Linked DNA regions of Homo sapiens: regions 1, 2, 3 and 5 are each linked to region 4. Evidence: chromatin loops called from intact Hi-C (ENCODE). Cell type or tissue: PC-9. All regions are shown on one strand.

What was found. A loop is a pair of places that touch in the nucleus more often than their neighbours do. Peaks named below come from ENCODE experiments on the same cell type or tissue, not always from the same donor. Only the 100,000 strongest peaks of a DNase experiment are listed, where the experiment ranks them.
Region 1: a loop joins it to region 4, with 8 times the contacts of the local background. A loop is called at or near these places in 3 of 110 quality-filtered maps.
Region 2: it touches region 4 in a loop (2.2-fold over the local background); 5 of 110 quality-filtered maps call a loop at or near these places.
Region 3: it touches region 4 in a loop (5-fold over the local background); 7 of 110 quality-filtered maps call a loop at or near these places.
Region 5: a loop joins it to region 4, with 4 times the contacts of the local background. A loop is called at or near these places in 5 of 110 quality-filtered maps.

What each region holds. Positions count from the first base shown.
Region 1 is chr7:92,764,645-92,768,644 of GRCh38, forward strand. The region is part of intron 3 of CDK6 (cyclin dependent kinase 6); the gene reads right to left. Among named protein-coding and RNA genes, the nearest start is that of CDK6-AS1, 70 kb to the right of the region's middle. RefSeq lists enhancers at 1-95, 3,897-4,000. In PC-9, no CTCF peak of the experiment used is centred here; DNase peaks (open chromatin) are centred at 1,267 and 2,157; H3K4me3 peaks cover 1,056 bases; H3K27ac peaks cover 3,907 bases.
Region 2 is chr7:92,690,153-92,694,152 of GRCh38, forward strand. All of the region lies in intron 4 of CDK6 (cyclin dependent kinase 6), which reads right to left. Among named protein-coding and RNA genes, the nearest start is that of FAM133B, 100 kb to the left of the region's middle. In PC-9, CTCF peaks have their summits at 1,552 (motif pointing right) and 1,752; a DNase peak (open chromatin) is centred at 1,589.
Region 3 is chr7:93,040,724-93,044,723 of GRCh38, forward strand. No RefSeq gene overlaps it. Among named protein-coding and RNA genes, the nearest start is that of SAMD9, 75 kb to the right of the region's middle. RefSeq lists enhancers at 1-356, 3,138-3,869. In PC-9, no CTCF peak of the experiment used is centred here; no DNase peak of the experiment used is centred here.
Region 4 is chr7:92,914,565-92,918,564 of GRCh38, forward strand. It overlaps CDK6-AS1 (CDK6 antisense RNA 1), which reads left to right. Exons shown (of 2, transcript NR_110088.1): 2 at 2,273-2,623. Among named protein-coding and RNA genes, the nearest start is that of CDK6, 80 kb to the left of the region's middle. In PC-9, no CTCF peak of the experiment used is centred here; a DNase peak (open chromatin) is centred at 2,257; H3K27ac peaks cover 1,769 bases.
Region 5 is chr7:92,619,533-92,623,532 of GRCh38, forward strand. It overlaps CDK6 (cyclin dependent kinase 6), which reads right to left. Exons shown (of 8, transcript NM_001145306.2): 6 at 3,504-3,554. Among named protein-coding and RNA genes, the nearest start is that of FAM133B, 31 kb to the left of the region's middle. In PC-9, a CTCF peak has its summit at 1,674; a DNase peak (open chromatin) is centred at 1,679; H3K27ac peaks cover 835 bases.

The sequences.
Region 1 (4,000 bases), 150 kb before region 4:
AGTAACTACAACATTATTCTACATACTGAAGACACCAGATTCTCATAACTGGCACTATGGGGTTTGCAAGGCTTCATTATACAACTTTTTGTGAAACCACATATTCATTCAACAATTACTTACTAGAACCAGTAATTACTTACTTAACTGCAATGAAACGATTGTTTAATTTTTTCCACCTTGCTTAGGAATGAGGAATAAGATACTATCTCAGATAACTGATGGATACCTACTTTGTATGCCTTTCACTGATTTAAAATTTTGTAATGACAATATTGCAAATTGTTGGCAATTGCTCTAGTAGAATGGTCCTTTTTTTCAACTTAATATATATGGGCATCTGAAATTTCTGGGTAAGAATGATAAAATCCAAATGAATAAATATAGTATAGTACTTCAAAGATTTAAAAAAATAACTTATTCCTTTGAAGCTTCTAGTTCTCGTGATGGGAATGGGGAAGACAGCATACAATTGGGATATAGGGAAAGTAATTTTAAAATGAAAAACATGTATCACTACAAAATTATTTTTTAGATATATACTCCTGAGATACGAGAATAGGGTCTAAAATTCATGACATCCATCCGTCTCTTCACTGAGCTTAGTTCTCCATCCTTGGTATAAAACATATTTAAGCGTCCCACCCCGGGGAAGAACAATTTCTGGAATTCAGTTAGTATTTTTGGAATTAGTACTATTTTAAGGAGAATATATCTTATAGTTTTGGTAGGATCAGTTATTGGTTTTAGACTATTTCTAAACCAAGCTATATTCTTAGCTACAACACAGATAATCCCAGAATCCCGGCCCACCACAGAGAACTGAATGCGCAAGTGCAAAGTGAATGTGCCAAGATACAACATACCTTCAGCTTATTTTTCTGTAATATAAATATTTAAAAATTTTATCCTTGAAAAAGTACCATTTCCTGGCTTGTACAATGGTGGTATTGATGCATACATTTCTGAGTTAATTAGAAGATAAACACCTAGTACAGTTACAAACACATGTTTACTGAGGATCCCCTATGTTCCAGGCAGTATGCTGGCCCTGGAGCTAGTGCAATGGACTAGAGTCTTGACTTAAAGTCTCATCTAGTTGGGAAAGATTAAAAAACAAACATAAAAAATAAATGAGATAATTTCAGCTAAGTGCTATGAAGAAGAAGATAAAATAGGATAATGTGGTGTAATGTGATAAACTATAACTAGATGTGGAGTTGTAGCTGAGAGGGTCAGAGAAGGAATGATGAAGACATGACATGAGCTAGAGGGTGTGGAGCATTCCAAACAGATGAAAAATCAGCACGGACAAATGCCGAGCTAGAAGCAAGCTGGAGGAACAGAAAGAAGGCCACTGTGGCTGGAGAACCGTGGGCCCAAGGAAGAGTGGAGGCAGATCAGAAAGGCAGGGGGTGGGGAGCACTAGATCATGTAGGACTTCTGATTTTATTCTACAGGTCATGAGAAACCACTGGAGCTAAGTTTTCAGTAGGGAAGTTAGATAATTTTATTTCTGCTTTAATAAGGTCCCTCTGGTTGTTATACAGAGGATGGTCCATAAAGGGGCAGGAGCAGAAGTGGTGTGTTGAGTTAGGAAGCTGGTTGATGGGTTAAACTAGAACTATAGCAATGAAGATATTGAGAAGTAGTCAGATTGGGGATATCTTTTGGGGATAACACCAAAAGCACTTACTGATGGATTGGATGAAGACTGTGAAGGAAAGCAAAAAATCAAGAATTATGCCTAAACTTGGGGCTCAAACAACTGGCAGATAGGGAAGGCTTGAGTTTGGCAGAGGATTCTCGGTCAATGTTTTACATGGTTAGCTGACTATCTGTACCAAGAGCATGTGGGAGACGTCAGGCTGGAGAATAGGTATTTGAAGATTCTGGACTAAATGACATCACTTGATTAGAAAGTGTAGCCAAGGAAAAGAAGAAGGCTGACAGTGAAGCCTTGGATGTTCCCATGTTTAGAGGAAGAAGAGCCAAAAAAAGAGACTGCAACCAAGGAGTTTAGCACAGGCTAAATTTAGATGAGAAATAGCCTTCCTTCTACGCAGAAGAGCACTCTGCTATCTGTTGCCATGGTGATATAAACGGGTATATACTACCTGCAAGTTTTAATGGACTTTGTAAACAGATTCAATGCCTAGGGTGAGGAAGCATTTTCTAAAGAGATTCTAACTTATCTGTTATTAGCTGAATCTAAGTGTCATTTGCCTATTTAGTGAGTCATTATTTATTTAGTGAGTCAGTCTTACAGTACCTTTAGAAAGAAACTAGCTTTTCTTAAACCCATATTTCCTATCCCCCTACCACCACTATCAACCCCCTGTACCCCACCAAAGGTTCCCTTGGCTCTGCATAGCTCTGCCCCAGCTTCCTTTTAGTCCCTGGCTTTAGGCTGTCTCCAACCTAAGTCCCAAGATTCTTTCATTTTTAGTTCTGCTGCTCTTTTACATTAATGTAGCTTTTTATAGGATTGGAGATTTTAAAAAACCTACTAAATAGCTGTTATATTTTTTGTTAGGATACATACACATGCATAATTCTGTCCTCTTTCTCTTCTGATATTTTCAGCTACTATAAGGGTTAGGAATTTGCAAAAGGATTTATTTCTGAGAGTCTTCAGAATCTAGACTGCATAAAAATGTTCTCCTTTAAGAAGTTGCTTGAGTTACTGAGTTTTCCCTTGGAATGAAAGATACTTGAAAGCACAATATGTATGTTCCTGATTGGAGCAGAGGGAAACAAATGGAAATTATTAGTAAGATTACACTGAAATCTTACTAATTAGAAAGGTTACACTGAAGATTTTATTTCTCTCTACACTTTAGATCTGGGCTTCTGACTTTAGTAGTATAAACTCCCACAGTTGTTAGAGCTCACTCACTCTACATTTCCCCCTGAATTTGGAATATACTCAGTATTGACTCACTATTCTTCCATCCTTCAAATCATCTCTCCTATTCCACTCAGTGGTCAGCTGCTGGCACTGCTTTGATTTATCCCCCTGTCTACTCTCAGGCTGGCTGCTTAATTTTTGCTTAGCAGTATAGTCTTTAAAAAAAAACCCCAAATTTCAAAACTCTCAGTATGTGTGGGGGCAGAGGGGTGCAGAGTGGGGAGGGGCAGTAAAGTTGTGGTTTCTGTGGAGAAAATATTTCTTTGGAGTCAAAAGACTATATTAAAAGCTCGTCTTCCACAGAATATAGGTCACATTCCTGGTAAAAGTTTGGATGCCTGTTTTTTAAAAAAAACAGAATGTCTCTAAACACCATAGTTAATATACTATAAGTGATATACTTTGAATAAGGCATAATAAGGGTCTACAATGTGCATAAATCAACTAGGTAAAACATTATAATAACCAATACTGTAAAAAGCTACATTAATGGAGAAGGGCAGAAGAACTAAAAATGAAAGAATCTTGGGACTCAGGTTGGAGAGAGCCTAAGGCCAGGGTAAGCTGGGGCAGAGTTCTGGAGAGACAAGGGATGCTGAAGGTGGGAGGCTGATAGCGGTGGTGGGAGTTTGTAGAGGGGTAAACAGTGAAAACAAAGGATATAGAAAACACAGGGTCTTGAGTGCCAAAAAGAAAATAAACTGGGAAACCACGTTCGCAAGTTAAAAGCCTTGAAAGATCTACTATACTGTGAGGAGTGAACTATTTTAAGTCAAATTGCTGTAGGTTAAGGCCCATCTTACAGTAAAAGATGGCATCACTGATCTATGAGGTCTTTTAAACCAGAACTATGTTATTCCAACATTCGACTTTGCTTCTTTAAAGAGACTTTATTGAACAGTCCTCTCAGGTGTCTTTCACAAATGTACTTTCTTTTTAAAATTATTTCCTGTTACTATGAAAAGTAGTTTGCATCAAATACCAGGAGAGATGTGTGTGTGTTTTTAAAAACATGGTCTATTCAATTAGTGCAGCTATGATATTAGATTGAAAAAAATTTCCTTCCAAGATCTTTATCATTATGGTAGA
Region 2 (4,000 bases), 220 kb before region 4:
TTCTGTTGCAATTGCTTTTGGAGTCTTTGTCATGAAATCTTTGCCTGTGCCTATGTCCTGAAAGGTATTGCCTAGGTTGTCTTTGTGGGTTTTTATAGTTTTGGGTTTTACATTTAAGTCTTTAATTCACCTTGAGATAATTTTTGTATATAAGGAAGGGGTCCAGTTTCAATCTTCTGCATATGGCTAGCCAGTTATCCCAGCACTGTTTATTGAATAGGGAATCCTTTCCTTATTGTTTGTTTTTGTTAGGTTTGTTAAAAATCAGACAGTTGTAGGTGTGCGGTTTTATTTCTGGGCTCTCTATTCTGTTCCATTGGTCTATGTGTCTGTTTTTGTACCAGTGCCATGATGTTTTGGTTACCGTAGCCCTGTAGTATAGTTTGAAGTTGGGTAGCATGATGCCTCCAGCTTTGTTCAAAAAGAAATATTTAATTCAGCATTTACAAAGCTGAATGACTTTCTCCCCCTCACATAACATCTATTAACATTCTACAGAATTAGTGATCCTTGGAAAACGAGTTGAAAAGCACTACTCTATGACAACGTATGGGGTTGAGCACAAATAATCTAAAATAAAATTTGAAATATATGTATGCATGTAATTTAGTAAGAAAAATAAGAGCTAGTATATCTTGCTTTAAGCAAGCAAAATATATGAAAACCTGGTTTTGCATTAAAAATGAAAGTAAAAGTTAAGAATCCTTCAGGGCTTTGGTATAACCATTATGGGAGTCAATTACCACTATATATTATTACAGATGTAGATGGTGAGGACATCTTGCTATATATCTGTATTAACTATACTATTTTTATTAGTTCAGATATGCTCACATTCAGGTAGTGGCTTTTCTGAATAAATATCTTATTTACTTTCAATTACTTTTTCACGATAAAAGTAGAGTGCAGAACAAATTCTAATTACTTATACTTTCTGGCTGTCTGTACAGCAAATGAGAAGACATTTATTGTAGTATAATGTTGAAGTTCATCAATAATTACTGGGCAATCAACCTACCAAGACAGAAGCTGAGACTATAAAGACAAATAACATATCATGTCTGTCCTGGAAGAGTTCATAGTCAAGCTAGGCAAATGTAAAAAGAAATAACTGTAATACTGTGTGGCTGGAAGTATAATAAGGCATTGAGAAAGTGCTACAGAAACACAGATGACTTCATTAAACAGAATGGGTGATTTATTGCTCCTACAATGAAGTACACACACAATGTCTATGTACAATAAAAATATGACTGCAATCAAGAAACTAATATTTATTGAGCACCTATTACATATTGTAAATGTGCATGCCAGAATTTCTTAATTATCAAATCACTGTTAGTTTCATAGAATTTCATATTGTTCTCAAAAGGAATATAAAATATTTCTTAGATTTTTGGGCAATTTTATTATTCAGAATCAGAGGGAGCCAAACAAAAGTTTAATTTTACATTTTAGAAAAAAGTCTAAGGCAATACCATCATATGCAAGCAATCCCTCAGATTGGTAATCAGAACTATATAGATTACACGTGCTTTCATTTCACAGTTAGAGCCAGCAGAGGGAGTAAACCTCTTCAAAGAAAAGACTGAAGTATATATGGAGAAATGTAAGACTTCAGATGTAAAGAATGCCTTTGATAAAAAAGAAAATTTGAGTACTGAGACACAGATGTCAAATACAGGGAAGTACTTTAACTGTACTTTTAAAACTCATTAAATGTAAGCGTAAAAGCAAGAGCAACCACTGAGTAAACTGAAGGATGCCATCTTATTGCTTTAAAGAGACCCACAGGACTGAAAAGTATTAACTTTCCCATATGAAAGCCCTGTAGGCTGGGCGCGGTGGCTCACGCTGGTAATCCCAGCACTTTGGGAGGCCGAGGTGGGCGGATCATCTGAAGTCAGGAGTTCAAAACCAGCCTGACCAACATGGGGAAACTCCATCTCTATTAAAATACAAAATTAGCCAGGCATGGTGGCACATGCCTGTAATCCCAGTTATTTGGGAGGCTGAGGCAGGAGAATTGCTTGAACCCAGGAGGCAGAGGTTGTGGTGAGTCGAGATCACACCATTGCACTCCAGCCTGAACAAGAGTGAAACTCCGTCTCAAAAAAGAAAGAAAGAAAGAAAGAAAGTTCTGTAAAATGTGTTCTGTAGCAAAATCTGACTGATTGGCATTAACAGGAAGGAATTTCAATAGTCCATGTGCTAATTAGCAAGAGCTACTATCTGATGAGTGCCTGTTTTACTCCAAAGATAAGTCCATATACACCAATCACAGTACCTTGCTGCCTGAATTTCTAAGGCTATGAAACTGCTACCTATGAAGAGTATGAAAATTATCTTGGGCTGGGCACAGCGGCTCATGCCTGTAATCCAGCACTTTGGGAGGCCGAGGTGGGCAGACTGCTTGAGCCCAGGAGTTCGAGACCAGCCTGGGCAACATGGCAAAACCCTGCCTCTACTAAAAATACAAAAAATTAGCTGGGTGTGGTGGTGCGTGCCCGTGGTCCCGGCTACTCTGGAGGCTGAGGTGGGAAAATCACCTGAGCCTGTGAAGTCGAGGCTGTAGTGAGCCGTGATCATCATGCCACTGCACTCCAGCCTGAATTATGGAGTAAGACTGTGTCTCAAAAATAAAAAACAAAAAACAAAAACAACTACCTTAGGAACACAAATTCCTTGTGAATATTACAATAAATTCATTTTTTAACAGAACTACACAGGACTAAGCCTTTCTTTGATTTTCCTCGTGTAGAAGAAAAAATTGAGAGAGAAAAATTTTCTGAATGAAAACCAAGTATTTTTACTCACTTTCATCTCTGGTACATCCACAATATTTTTTCATCTTTGCTCTTCACGGGGTACTTCTTGTACCCTTCTCAGTTGGTATTTTTACCATATTTGGTTCACCTACCAAACAAACTATAAACATAATCTGCATAGTGGAAAATTATTAATAGGAATGTCTGTTTTGCACAGGCCCAAACTCTCTTTTTTGCAGGTTACTATTTTCCCTGTCTTTTGTTTACCTGTGAACCTATAACATGTATAAATAGGAGGTATTTGTTTTTCTTACCTGGGTTAAGAGAAAGAGATACAAGTAGAGAAAGAAATGGGGGTGCCTAGGCTTGAGAATAACTGGATATGGGCTGAGTTCACAGAGAAACCCTGATCAGCACTCCCTCCCAGCCCTATGTGATCCTGTCTCATATGCCACAAGTTCTTTCAAAAGCTCTATTACCTAGTAGCAAAGTGGGCTGGCGTGATCTAGAAGGTGACTCTCAGGACCAACTGGTAGGTTTATTTTTCCATTTTATTATCTGTTTTCTAATTTATTCATTTATGCTTTAAACTTTTCCTGCATCCTAGTTTATACAGGTATATTCTAATTAATTCATCATTATATACTTTAACATGTTTTAATTTTTCATAATGAGTAATATGTAAATACAATCGATGCTTGTTGAAAAGAATTCTTTTTCTTTTGTGCTACTTGGATTGAAGGCTTTTACATTTACAGTCAATCTTTCTTTTCCAGTCATAAAAGCAGTTAGTGCTATGAATTAGCCTCTGTGAATAGCTTTGGTCATATTGTCAGCTTTGATGTAGAGTTCACTGTTGTCATGTGAAGTCACTGTTACACATTAAATAGGCAAGAGAAAAGGGGGATTTTACAGATTGTGAGAAGTTTATAGTGAAATTGGAGTATGGCAAGTTGATAAGCTGAATGGTTGAAATGTCAGTTACCAGGTACCCTTGGGAATAAGTAAAGACCAAGACCCCATGTTGCCTCATGCTCAGTGTACAAAACGTCTGTTCATAATCATTTATGTGGTCATCTACTTGCTGAAGATGATCTAAATATCGGCCATTTATTAGTCTCATCTTTAGTCATCTGTGAACACCACACAGTATAGGGGGTATGTGACTAGATGGACTAAGGGAAAGAGTCCTTGATTGAGATTTTGAAATCTGAGTTTTTGTTCCAGATATA
Region 3 (4,000 bases), 130 kb after region 4:
ACAGAGATTTCCGGCTGGCGAAGCAATACCCTAAGAATCCTGTGACAATGCCAACACAATTCTGGTTTGTTAAAAATTTCAAATGTGTCACATTTTGATAAGGCCAAACAGAGCAGAACCATGAATATGCTAAAACCTATTAAAGAGTTATTTGAAATCAGGAATCAATATTTACACTATGGATATGCTGCAGGCTCCTGCATGATAGGTATGGCAGTTAGTTGAATTTTAAAGACGTCGTCTATTTTGGGTATAGATACCTTCAAAAGCAGGAAAATATGGAAAATTTAAATTTGCTATGCTTAAATTCTTATTAACATTTCTAACTTTTTTTTTTACTATCCCTTATTCTTACTTCTATCAATTATTTGCAAAATGACTTAAAAATATTTTTGAAAATATTTTAAAAAATTTAAAGGGTTTATTGGCCCCAGATGGTAAATGGTGATTTTTTTTCCTGGTATAATGAAGGTAAATGAGCTCTACTTGATGTATTTCAGTACATGTATCAATGTACATCAATAAGTGAATGGATAAAGGAATGACTCTAGACCCAATCAGTAAGAATATGAGGTGACTTTCAAAAAGAATATACAATAAAAGAAAGCAAGATAGAAAGGAGATCAAAGTGAAGGAAAAATACTTCTTTATTTTCAATTTCAGTGCTTGAGAAATAGAGCCAAATATAGCTACTGGTTGTAGCAACTACTGCAGTCTCCTTAGCTACAGAGAAGCCATGATGGCTCCTGTGCTGCTCATCAAGATTTCAAAGTTACAAAGTGAACCCAACTCCATGCCCAGTTCAGTTACAAAGTTGGAGACGGAGTTGTGCACACCTACAGGTATGTTATCTGAAAGAAGACATTGTGAGAACATAGAGCCTCATGACTTTGAAAAAAATATATTATACATCAAAATGCAATTTTTAATGAGTCTGCTTTCTGTTCCTATAAGCCAACTCCAACTCACTGCTTTGCAACTTGAGCCTTTATTCTTTATGCAACACTTATACTTCATTTCGTGCTGCCTTTCCCTTCTCAGTTGACAGTTCCAGTTTCCACAGAGGCAAAAAACAAAAACAAAAACAAAAACAAAAAACAACAACAAAAACAGCTGCATTTAAATATATATTTAAAATTTATGATATATATGCAAGGATGTTTATGGCAGCATTATTGATATTACTGAAGAATTTGGGATAACTTTAATGACCATAAATATGGGAAGGACTAAATAAAACATACACTGATATTCTGGAATATTATGGAGCCACTACAAATAATATAATACTGGTATTAAAGGCTATTCATGATTACATTTCTGAGTAAAAAGGAAGTTATAGAACAATATGTTTAACAAGATCCCATTAAAAAGAAGCGATCCTCTCTCTATAGGTACATTAAATGTATATTGCATGTATACAAGCATATGCAATACACACATATATTTTATACACATATATATTATACAGTATATGTGTTTGTGTGTTTAAAAAGACTGGAAAGATACTTGTTGGATTTGTAAGTGATTATTCCAGGGGAGTGGGAATGGAGGTAATTTTTACTTTTAATTTTAAACATTTTGGTATTGTTTTCTTTAACAAGAAGGTGATACATTAATAATTCAAAACTTTTTTTAAAGATAGAGCATATCTGCTATTGAGAGTGTACTTTGTAAGTGATGTCCATTTTTTTTCTCTTTCTCTCTCTTTTTTTTTTTTTGTAGAGATGGGGTCTTGCTATACTGCCCAGGCTGGTCTAAAATTCCTGCCCTCAAGCAATCCTCCTGTCTTGGCCTCCTAAAGTGGTAAGATTACAGGCATGATCCACTACACCTGGCTGGATGTCCATTTTTATGTATCTTCTCTAAAAATGCATTATGTGTACAACTGGGTCTTCAGTATCTGACTTTTCATCCCAGGCTCAAATGTTTCCTAGACTCTTAAACATGCCATTGTCACTTCTGAAGCATAGAAAAGGCACAGAGAGATAAAATGATTTAAAAAAAATCATCATCCAAGTTCTTGATAGTGGTAAGTCAACAAACTAAATCATAATTAATATTTTGCTTAGCCACCGATGAAGTGATATCAAATCTTATTAAATATGATTAATTAAAGCATTGTTGTAAATAAACACAAATCACTGACCACCTCAAAGCCTTTGCAGCCACTTTTGAGAAGTGCAGCTCTAAGACTAACTTGGATTTTTCCACTCCCAGTCTCATCCTCAGACAGCCCAATTACTGGGAAACACAAGGCTGAATTTGAAATTATTTTATGGGGGCGATTTTTCTGTCCCCTTACCCCCAGTTTCAACTCAATTAAGGATGCTTTCTTGTTTGGCGATTGCCCGATTGTGGGATATCTTCATATAAATTCCCCCAAAATGGAATCATGGATAGATATGTTGTAACAAACTGCACATTCCCTGATGTTTGCTTTTTTCGAAAATGCGTTAGTTCTACCTTCTTTTTAAAAATTCATTAATTCATTTATTTCTGCAAAGAGGGAGCGCCTTTAAGTCAACACACACACACACACACACACACACACACACACACACACACACACACACACACGAATACCCAGGTACTCAGGCCCATGCAGTCAGTCATTTACTAAATCAATCTAGGCTGGAGAGACTGTCATCCTTCAGCCCTACAAAGGGGCTCAGTGTGTGCATCTTGCGCGGAATTAGTGCAGGCAAACAGTTCCTGGAAGGGTGAACAGCTAGCTCATGTGTAAAATGATCGCACATCGGTTCCCCAGCTGCCGCAGCCCAGCGCCGGAGCCGGAGAGGCCAGGGAAGAGCCTTCCCCCGAGGCCAGCCAGGCAGAGACGCGGGAACATAAAACACATTCCAGCGGTTGGCATCTGGGCGCGCAGCTGCCAGGCGCAGCCACTGTGTGGCCGCGGGGGCTGCGGAGCGGGCGGGGGCAGAGCAGGTCCGGCGCCAGGCCTGCAGAAAGCGGCCTGCGGGCCAGTTTGGCTCTGCAGGCTGTGGCCTCATTACTGAGAGCAACAGTTTTATCTAGAAAGTGTGCTGTGGGGGATTTTGGAATCCTCCTCTGGGGCGAGGGCTTGGGGAGTAGCTTTGGCACTCCCAAGGCTCTGGGGTCGGGGAGCATTCCATGTACCGTGGTGTTCATGACTCAGGCAAAAGGGAAACCCCAGAATTACCACAAAGCTATCCCAATCCTGGCTTGGCATCACCAATCAGCTAAAAGCAATGTTTTCATTTAGCATTTAGGAGTGCACGTTTGTGTCTGTGTATGCGTATGCATATTTTTAAGAATGAATTCTCCCGATTTTCATCTTTGCAAATAGATTGGGGGTTGGGGGTAGACGGCCGGTAATGCCTATTAGAACTTCAAGGGATTGGTTTTCACATGAGAGAGCTTCAGAGATGAGAAATCGCTGAAATTATCTGGTAGCAGCTTCTGAGGGACATTTACCGTGGATTCACTTTTACATTTCAGTTCATTTGAAAGCCAGTATGGTTAAATTAACCAAAATCTAAATTAAAAAAAAAATTCCACGATTCTTCCAGGCCTACTTCACATCATCAAACCAGGCCCTGCTGGAGGCCCCATTAAAATGGCAGCTCCCACTGAGAGAGAGACAAAAGCCCCCTCTCTGAATGGGGATGCTGAAACAGTGATGGACTCTCAGAACTGCTTTTTTTTTTTTTTAATCCATTAAAAAAAAGTTACCTCTGCATTGACTGTGAGAGAGTATTTATTTCGCTCTCCACACTGTGGGAAACAGAGGCGTTCTCCCTTATAAGGACACCCAGACCTTCTTGGGAGAGGAGAGAAATATGAATCCATAACATGGCTGAACAAATTCCTCCTCGCAACTGAATTCATGGAATGTTTCAGACGTGAACAGCTTAATTTTGGTGTGGTCTGGGACAAATTAATATGACTCAAATCCCACCTCACAGAGGAAGCATCTCCTGATGAAGTGGGTGGGGTGAGTACACTCACTTCCTTCAAA
Region 4 (4,000 bases):
TTTTAGAATATGCCCATCAATTTTTACTACCAGTCCCAAAATAGAGCTTCTCTTTTTAGCTCCCCCCCCAGTCCTGAGCATCTTCTCACTCCACTTGGGAAGCTGAAAACCTCACAGGCCATGTTTTATGGATGCCTGGACACCCCCAGTGTGGGCAATAAAGCTCTTTATACAGAGGATGGAATTATGGCTCAATATCTATTTGGGCTGGCTGTTCCTGGAACCAGAGATAGTTTATTTATGACTAACGAAAACTTACTAATCTGTCTTCAAGTGACAAGTGACAGAAACCCAGCCGAAACTTAAGCAAAGGAAAAAGTCATTTGGTTGACTGGAACTAAGAAGAATCAAAGAGGAGCTGGAATCAGACACTATCCCAAATCTCTCTCTGTCTTTCTCTCTCTTCCCATATCTCTCTCTCACTTAGAGGATTGTCAACAATAAGAAAAATACAACCTATCTTCCACTGGCTTAAGAAATAAGTCCTTCATTTCCTTCAAGTGTTTGTTCAAATCTCACTTCTTCAGTGAAGCCAAATTCTCACTTTATTCAACATCAAAACCTGTCCCTTTGATCCTAGCATTCTTGATTCTTTTTGCCATGCTCCTCTTATCAATTTTTTTCTGCTTACTATTTCCTAACATACTATAGAATTTTCTTACTTAACGTTTTTAGTTTATTATAATCTCTCTTGGCTAGAATGTGAGTTCCACAAGGGTAGGGATCTTGTGTTTTGTTCACTGAGCTACTTCAGACACCTAGAATAGGGTCTGGGACATGGTAGATGCTCAACAAATATGATTGCATGAATGAAAGGGAATCTATTATCTTACATAAGAAGAAATCTCAAGTTGAGTGGACCCAGGATTGTTGGTTCAATGGCTCAATGACATAATTTAAAACCATACTTTTTCCATCTTTCCTGTCTGCCATCCTCAGCACTTCAGCTAGGCCTCTTAGGCTGGCTCTTTTCATGTTCGCAAGATGGCTGCTGCAGTTCCAAGTATCACATGTTGACAAGTATCACAGGTTGATAAGACATATGCGGCAACAGCAGAAGGACGGTTGCTAGCTGCTTCTTTTCTGACTCTATTTTTTTTCTTTAATCAGTGAAAAGTCATATATTATTTTTTAAAAGCCACACTTGCATATATAACAACTGAAGTTAAGATAACTGGTTATAGTTGCATTAGTTTCTAAGCTAACCCTTACAAACAAGAATACTTATTCTTTTTTTTTTTTTGAGATGGAGTCTCGCTCTGTCACCCAGGCTGGAGTGCAGTGGCGTGATCTCGGCTCACTGCAACCTCTGCCTCCTGGGTTCACGCCATTCTCCCGCCTCAGCCTCCTGAGTAGCTGGGACTACAGGCGCCTGCCACCATGCCTGGCTAATTTTTTTGAAGAACACTTATTCTTAATATAAGTTACTCAAGTGCAACCATGTGTTAGTTTTGGAAGAAATAAGTCAATGTAAATGTATGAAATGTTAGGAAGGCATTTCTAGGTATAGTAAGTGTAATAATTCAACATTGCTTTTGAAAAGTATAATAGCTAGAAAAATTACTTTTAAAAATCTATAGTAGTTTCTTATTTTGATAAAATTCTTAGAAATAAAACATGAGGAGATCTGCCATGAAGATGACTAATGGGAAGGTGTTCTTGATTATATTAAAGTAAGGCAAAGTATCTTTAAAAACTGTGAAAATGTATTTTAAAATACAAATTTTCTATATGGTATAATATAGCCAAAATATATGAGAGACAATTTATTTGTTTTTTGGCTTAATCGATGGAATGCATATTTTATTTAACCTATGTTATAGGTCAAATGGATTAAAAAATTAACTTTTGCTAAGAAGATGAGACAGTGGTAAGGGGTCTGTTGAACTCATTTAATATTGCTGTTTGAAAAAATAAAGAGTATATGGTGTAAAAATATTAATTTAAAAATGGACTATATTGGTTGTAATCTTGTTCAACATTATCTGTAAGCCTCATGCTTATAAAATCTGAAGCAAGAATAACTACAGATCACCCTGTTAATCCTTTGGGCATTCCTAGTTGAATTAAGTTTGTCCTTGTTAAAGAAATTATCTTTGTTTTTTTTCCCCCTCAGGCATGCATGTAAAACAGTTCCTGTCTCAATGTATGCCTTAGGCAAAAAGTTCAGTGCTCAATTACCTGCTGTCTGAAGTCTCATATTTTGCAGCAAGCAAGTGAAATAGCATTTTAATCAGAAGTCTTGACCTCTGCTCTTCTTTTCCCTTCACAGCACTGCAAGCTATTTGGCATATGAAGGTCTTGACCTGAGAAAACCATCTTGGATAACTGCAGCAAGGAAAAGGAAAAATGCAACACCTAGGAGATTTCAGTAAACAGTAGAATCATGCCAACCTAATCTGTGTTAAAATGCTTGGAATGTGGGAGCCGCTGATGATGCCTCTTGTCTGTGTGTCTGACTGAATCCTTTCTTTTCTCAGAGCAGCAAAGCAAAGCCTGGGAACCAGGCCAAATGCCTGCCACTTACCTTAAATTGATCAGCCACTTTGAGATTAAAACCCCTGAAAGCTGCCACACCGTGAAAACAAGGCCTCCTTCACATTAAAGGCAAATTGCGACTTTGGGTTTGCTGTGATCTTTTTTCCATTTTATCCAGTTTTTCACAGTGCACTTTTTTCCCCCTTTCCATTTATGCTCCAATATAGAAGCCAATAGTTACAGCATCTTGGCCAAGCATTCATTAAGGTTTATAAGAACAAAATTTATGGTTATTTAGGAGTTGGCACAAAGGCAGACTGTTGCTGGAAAAAGAAAAAGAAATACAGGTGGGAAATAGAAGCCTCCACAAAGGCCCACACTATACAGTAGTGTACTAGACTCTAGTAGTGGGCTGGGAGGAAAATGAAATAGTATTTGAAACCAGCTACTCTTCTATTCTGAATCATTCTCATTTATGGCTCTGCAGATTATTGAAACAAGTATACTGGTTATTCCAGGAGATTTTTCTGTCTTGGGTAAATGCTACCATTTACAGGAGCTGACAGTAGAGATAAATAGATGTGTGCCAATCTGAGTGATCTGGCAGTTTGGCTAAAGGATAAAGTGCATTTAAAAAAGAAATATATATATATATATAATTTCTATATTTATATATAGAAATATATATCTATATATTGCTATATAGATAGAATCATATATATGATATATATGACTCATATATGATTTTTATATATGATATATATATGATATATATATATGATATATATATATGATATATATATATATATGAGATATATATATATATATATATATATGATATATATATATATATATATATATATATGATATATATATATATAAGATCAGGATAAGGGCTTTCCCGTAAAGAGAAGAGTCACATTATCCTCCTTAGTGGACCTTACATAATGCTGAGCCTGTGTTCCCAAAAATCTAGGGTGTGGGTAAAACACACCCTTAATCTTAGAATTCGGGTAGTAATGTGGAATTCTGATGCAGGCTGGAAGGCTTTATTCTCCTTCAGGAAATACTGTTAATGATTCTTCTTCCTTTAAAAAAATACCCTGGCTTTCTTCACTAGGGGAATAAGAAAGCTCTTTGCCCTATCTTTTGCAATATTTATTAAGTAAGCCCTTTAAAAATATAGTTTAGTTTCTACTCATTGTTGTCTAAGAACTACCTAGAGTACTATCATTTATTGAAAAAATATACAGCTTCAGTGTTTCATGATGTAAACTGTTCCTAAAATATCACTTATTTTAGCTGCACTGGTAACTCACTATGTGACTTGGGGCAGGTTAATTTACATGTTCAGCCATCTCCCATTCTCAAATAGGAATACTAATAACGATTATAATAATAAAACATACTATTCCACTGTGATGAGGTAGACTGTGATGAAGTATTTGCTTCTACTTCCATAACTTTGCATATGCTAGAATATTTTACCCTTTCCTCCCCATGAAATTAAGTTCATCAGTTT
Region 5 (4,000 bases), 300 kb before region 4:
CTCTACTTGTTGGGACTAAGGCCCAGGAAGAGGTGTTCTTATGAATGTACTTCCAGATTTCAGGAAGATGTGGTACAGGTCTCAAGATCTGTAGCACTTCATTTCCCCTTCCCTCACCTACACGGAGCCCAGGCCATAGACTTCAGCTGGGAAGATAACCCTGTCATCATGGCTTCTCTGCCTGGGTGTCTGGGGAAGACACTGTAATTCGGCCTCTATCAGGCATACTGAGAGAGCTACATTATTGAGGCAAAGACAGATTCATGGACATATTTACTAGAAGCAATAAATAGAAATGACAATGAGCAATATATAGATTTGTTCAATAGTACAGCCTACAATAGAAGTAAAAAGAAAAAAACCAAAAATACCACTATTAATTATGAAAAGAAATGCACGTGTAAGTGTCTGGATACAATGGGACAGGGCAGAGGAGGGAATGAAAAATGCTTGTTAGAGAGCTTTAAAAATTTCCTTTCATTCCTTTTTAGTTGTCAGGTCTATGTGTATCAATATTTTTGTGTATATTCACCAGTCAGCTAGAAATTGATTATATTAATAACTCCTAGAAATATTTAAAATCTTTTTTATTTGTGGCTTTGAATGTATCTACATCTAATTACATCTTGCAAGTATATGATCAACTGAATGCCAAAAGCCTTCAGAGGAACAGCACATCTCTGTTTGTATGTGTGTACATATACAAATAACTTTATATAATTTTATATAAAATTTTAAACAAACACATAACTATATATATAAAACTTTAAGTCTATCACCTCCTCTGATTCCTGTAATAATTTCCTAAGACATGTAAGTCAGGTGTTATTAGTCTCATTTTATAGATGGGGAAATTGAGAATGAGGAATAAAATGAACTGCCAAAGTCACAGATAGCAAGCTCAGTCACAGAGTCCAGAGTGAGTTCCGTTCTCTCTATTCCAATATTTTATTTCCATTTAGCTATGACATCATTCTTAAAAATGCTCTAAGATGTCACAGGCTAAAACTATTGTTTCACTTTTAATACTTGCTATTACTTGAAGGCTTAAATCTTCCTAAACACAGAAATGTTTTTCCCTTTAAGAGTATGTGAACATGGACCAGGTGGGGTGGCTGTAATCCCAGCAGTTTGGAAGGCCGAGGCAAGTGGACCACTTGACCCCAGGAGTTCAAGACCAGCCTGGGCAACATGGTGAAACTCCATCTCTATAAAAAATATAAAAATTAGCTGGTTGTGGTGCCCTGTGCCTGTAGTCCCAGCTACTTGGGAGGCTTAGATAGGAGGATTACTTGAGCTCGGAAGGCCAAGGCTTCAGTGAGCCAAGATCGCACCACTGTACTCCAGCCTGGACAACAGGGCAAGACCTTGTCTCCAAAGAAAAAAATAAAAAAGAGTATGTGAATATGGCTTTCCTTAAAAAAAATTTGGTTTCATGTCCAGAATGAACTTTTATGGCCCAAATATGTGTTGTGAAATTCTGATAGGTCCATTAAAAATGCTTGCACTTAATTCCACTATTTGGACTGCTGAATATAAGCCTTAAAAGTTGACATTTATATTGGCAAGCCCAACAGGGCACAAAATCTATAAATGGCAGTGATGGAGGAGACAGAAATATTTTTTCAAGTACTTCAGCAGTGACGCTAGGGTGCAGCATTGTCCCTTTTCTCTGGCAAGGTAATGCATTCAGAGGAAACAGAACATAATTTTGATGACACAATGCCAGAAACCACAAAGTAAAATCTAAAGGCACAAACCATAGAACTCTACAGCTTCTTTGCTGTTGGCAACCTACGATTGTCAGGACTTTGCCAAAAGCAGAACTGGCTTTTCTTTGGAAGCAGGTCAAACATGCCGGTCAAATGTTCCTTCTGGTCCATTTCACTGGCCTCATGTACTAAGGGGGCACTAACAATGTTAACAAGATTGCAGACATCAGTGCTGGAGGTAGACACAACTGTCAGGTAGTATAAATAAGGGAAAGAAGGTGATGGCTTTCAAGTCCTGGCAAGCTGACTTTAGTCAAGATTCTCTTTCCTTTTAACAGAAGGTCATCAGTATGTCTGCTTTCCCTAGTTTCCTCTTTATGATCACATGCACACAAAATATATTCAACAGTCATGGGGAAAAATAGATGGGAGTTCATCGAGTGATTAAATAACTTGCCATTCAGAAGCAGGGGTAACATGAAGGCTTTGTGTTGAATTTATCCACTGTACAGAGTGGTCAGTAGTAGGAGCAGTAGCATCACCTGCCCTGGACCCAGGAAGCCCCCAGGCATAAAAAACTAGCAAATGTTATTCAGGCCTTAAAGCTACTATGTTCTGACTCAGCAGTAGCACTGGCATTAACAGAAGTCTAGCTGCTTCTAGTCACTAAAAGAACAAAATCAGGTTCCAGTTTTATTAACTGTTTTAAGCAGTCACGCTTGAGTAGACAGTGCTGATATGAAAATCTGTTCTTTAGGGGTGGTTTTTTTTTTTTTTTCAGTCTTACAGACTTCGAATTTCATAAAAATCACTGGGATTCCTATAAAATGTCACAGACCAAAGATCAGGGCTATTTTTGGTCTAGAACTCCCACTTTTTTCCTACTCCACTCCAATTTGGATGGGCCTTTCAAACACAAAAAACCAAAAAAGGATGCCACACTGCATGCTTTGTCAGAAGAAGTGCCCCAGTTACATTCTAGAAACATGAATGCATACATGCATGAACATGCAGACATGAATGAAACTATGTAAATCATCAAGGAGCGATGTAACTGAAACCAAAGAATTTGAGCACAAGAAAGGATCTTATAGAGAATTTAAGTCAGAGTTTCATTTCTCAGATGAAGTTAAGGAAATAAAAGGTTAAATAATTAATGATGAACTCTAATAGTAACAGTAATAGATAACTTTTTAAAGTGCTTACTATGTGCCAGGCACTGTGTAAGCCCTTCACGAGGTGTTTTAAATGACTTTCTCAAAGTTGCAGAGTTATTTTGCCAAAGACTTAGGGTTCTCATTTTCTATTTTGGTGCTCCAAAGAAAAATGAGATGTGTAGCATACCATCCTTCGCCCAGGAAAACAAAACAAAACAACGCAGAACCAACCTGGGTGACCAAGGATACTCAGTGGGGACAGGAAGCTCACTGGACAAGGATGGGTACTTGGTCACCAGGCATCCCATCTCTGATGGTGGGTGCTTTTGAAATGACCACAAGCAGAAAATGTATTTGAACTAAAAGAACTGGAGCTCAGCCACACGAAGAAAGAGGAGCAGCAAAAAGATCCACACAAGCAACATACAAGCTTCCAGAGCAGAGCAGTTAGGGCTCTGCATAAAACGGCACTTCTACCATGTCTCCACTCACCACACAAATAGTAACACTGTCTGCAGCAGCTGCTTGAAGTAAGAAAGACAAGAGATAAACACATGATATGCATGTCAGAGGAAAGTCACTGTAAATGTTTTAATGCTATGGACACTGGTGTAAAATTATAATTATTACTTACTCCAAGATTTTTCCTAGTTGATCAACATCTGAACTTCCACGAAAAAGAGGCCTAAAAGAATAAAGATACATTTTAAATAAGAAATGTTCTCAGATTACATTTCAATCATATTTGCCATTATCATTGTTTCACAGGAAGCAAAATATTCTTTATGGGTTGGGAAGAAGTAAAAAAAATTGAGACATTTTTCCTTTGGTAAGTGAAGGTTTTCCCTGCATTTCATGTATGGGTTAGGATCTCTCATGAATACCTGGTGGTAGATGAATTCCATGTTTTACAATCACGGGCATTCTGTTTGCAGTCATTCTTACAACAGTGCTACCGTCAAATTCAGTTCCAGGTTTCAAAGATCTGCTTAACTTCGTGATAAGGTGGAACATACCACCATCCTAGTCTCGAACCATAAATAGGTGAGATTCTTTGATATTTCTCAGAGCACTTTTTCCATACTACTCTGCTATCAGAGTACTTCCTCATGGGTCTCTCTCCTTTCATTT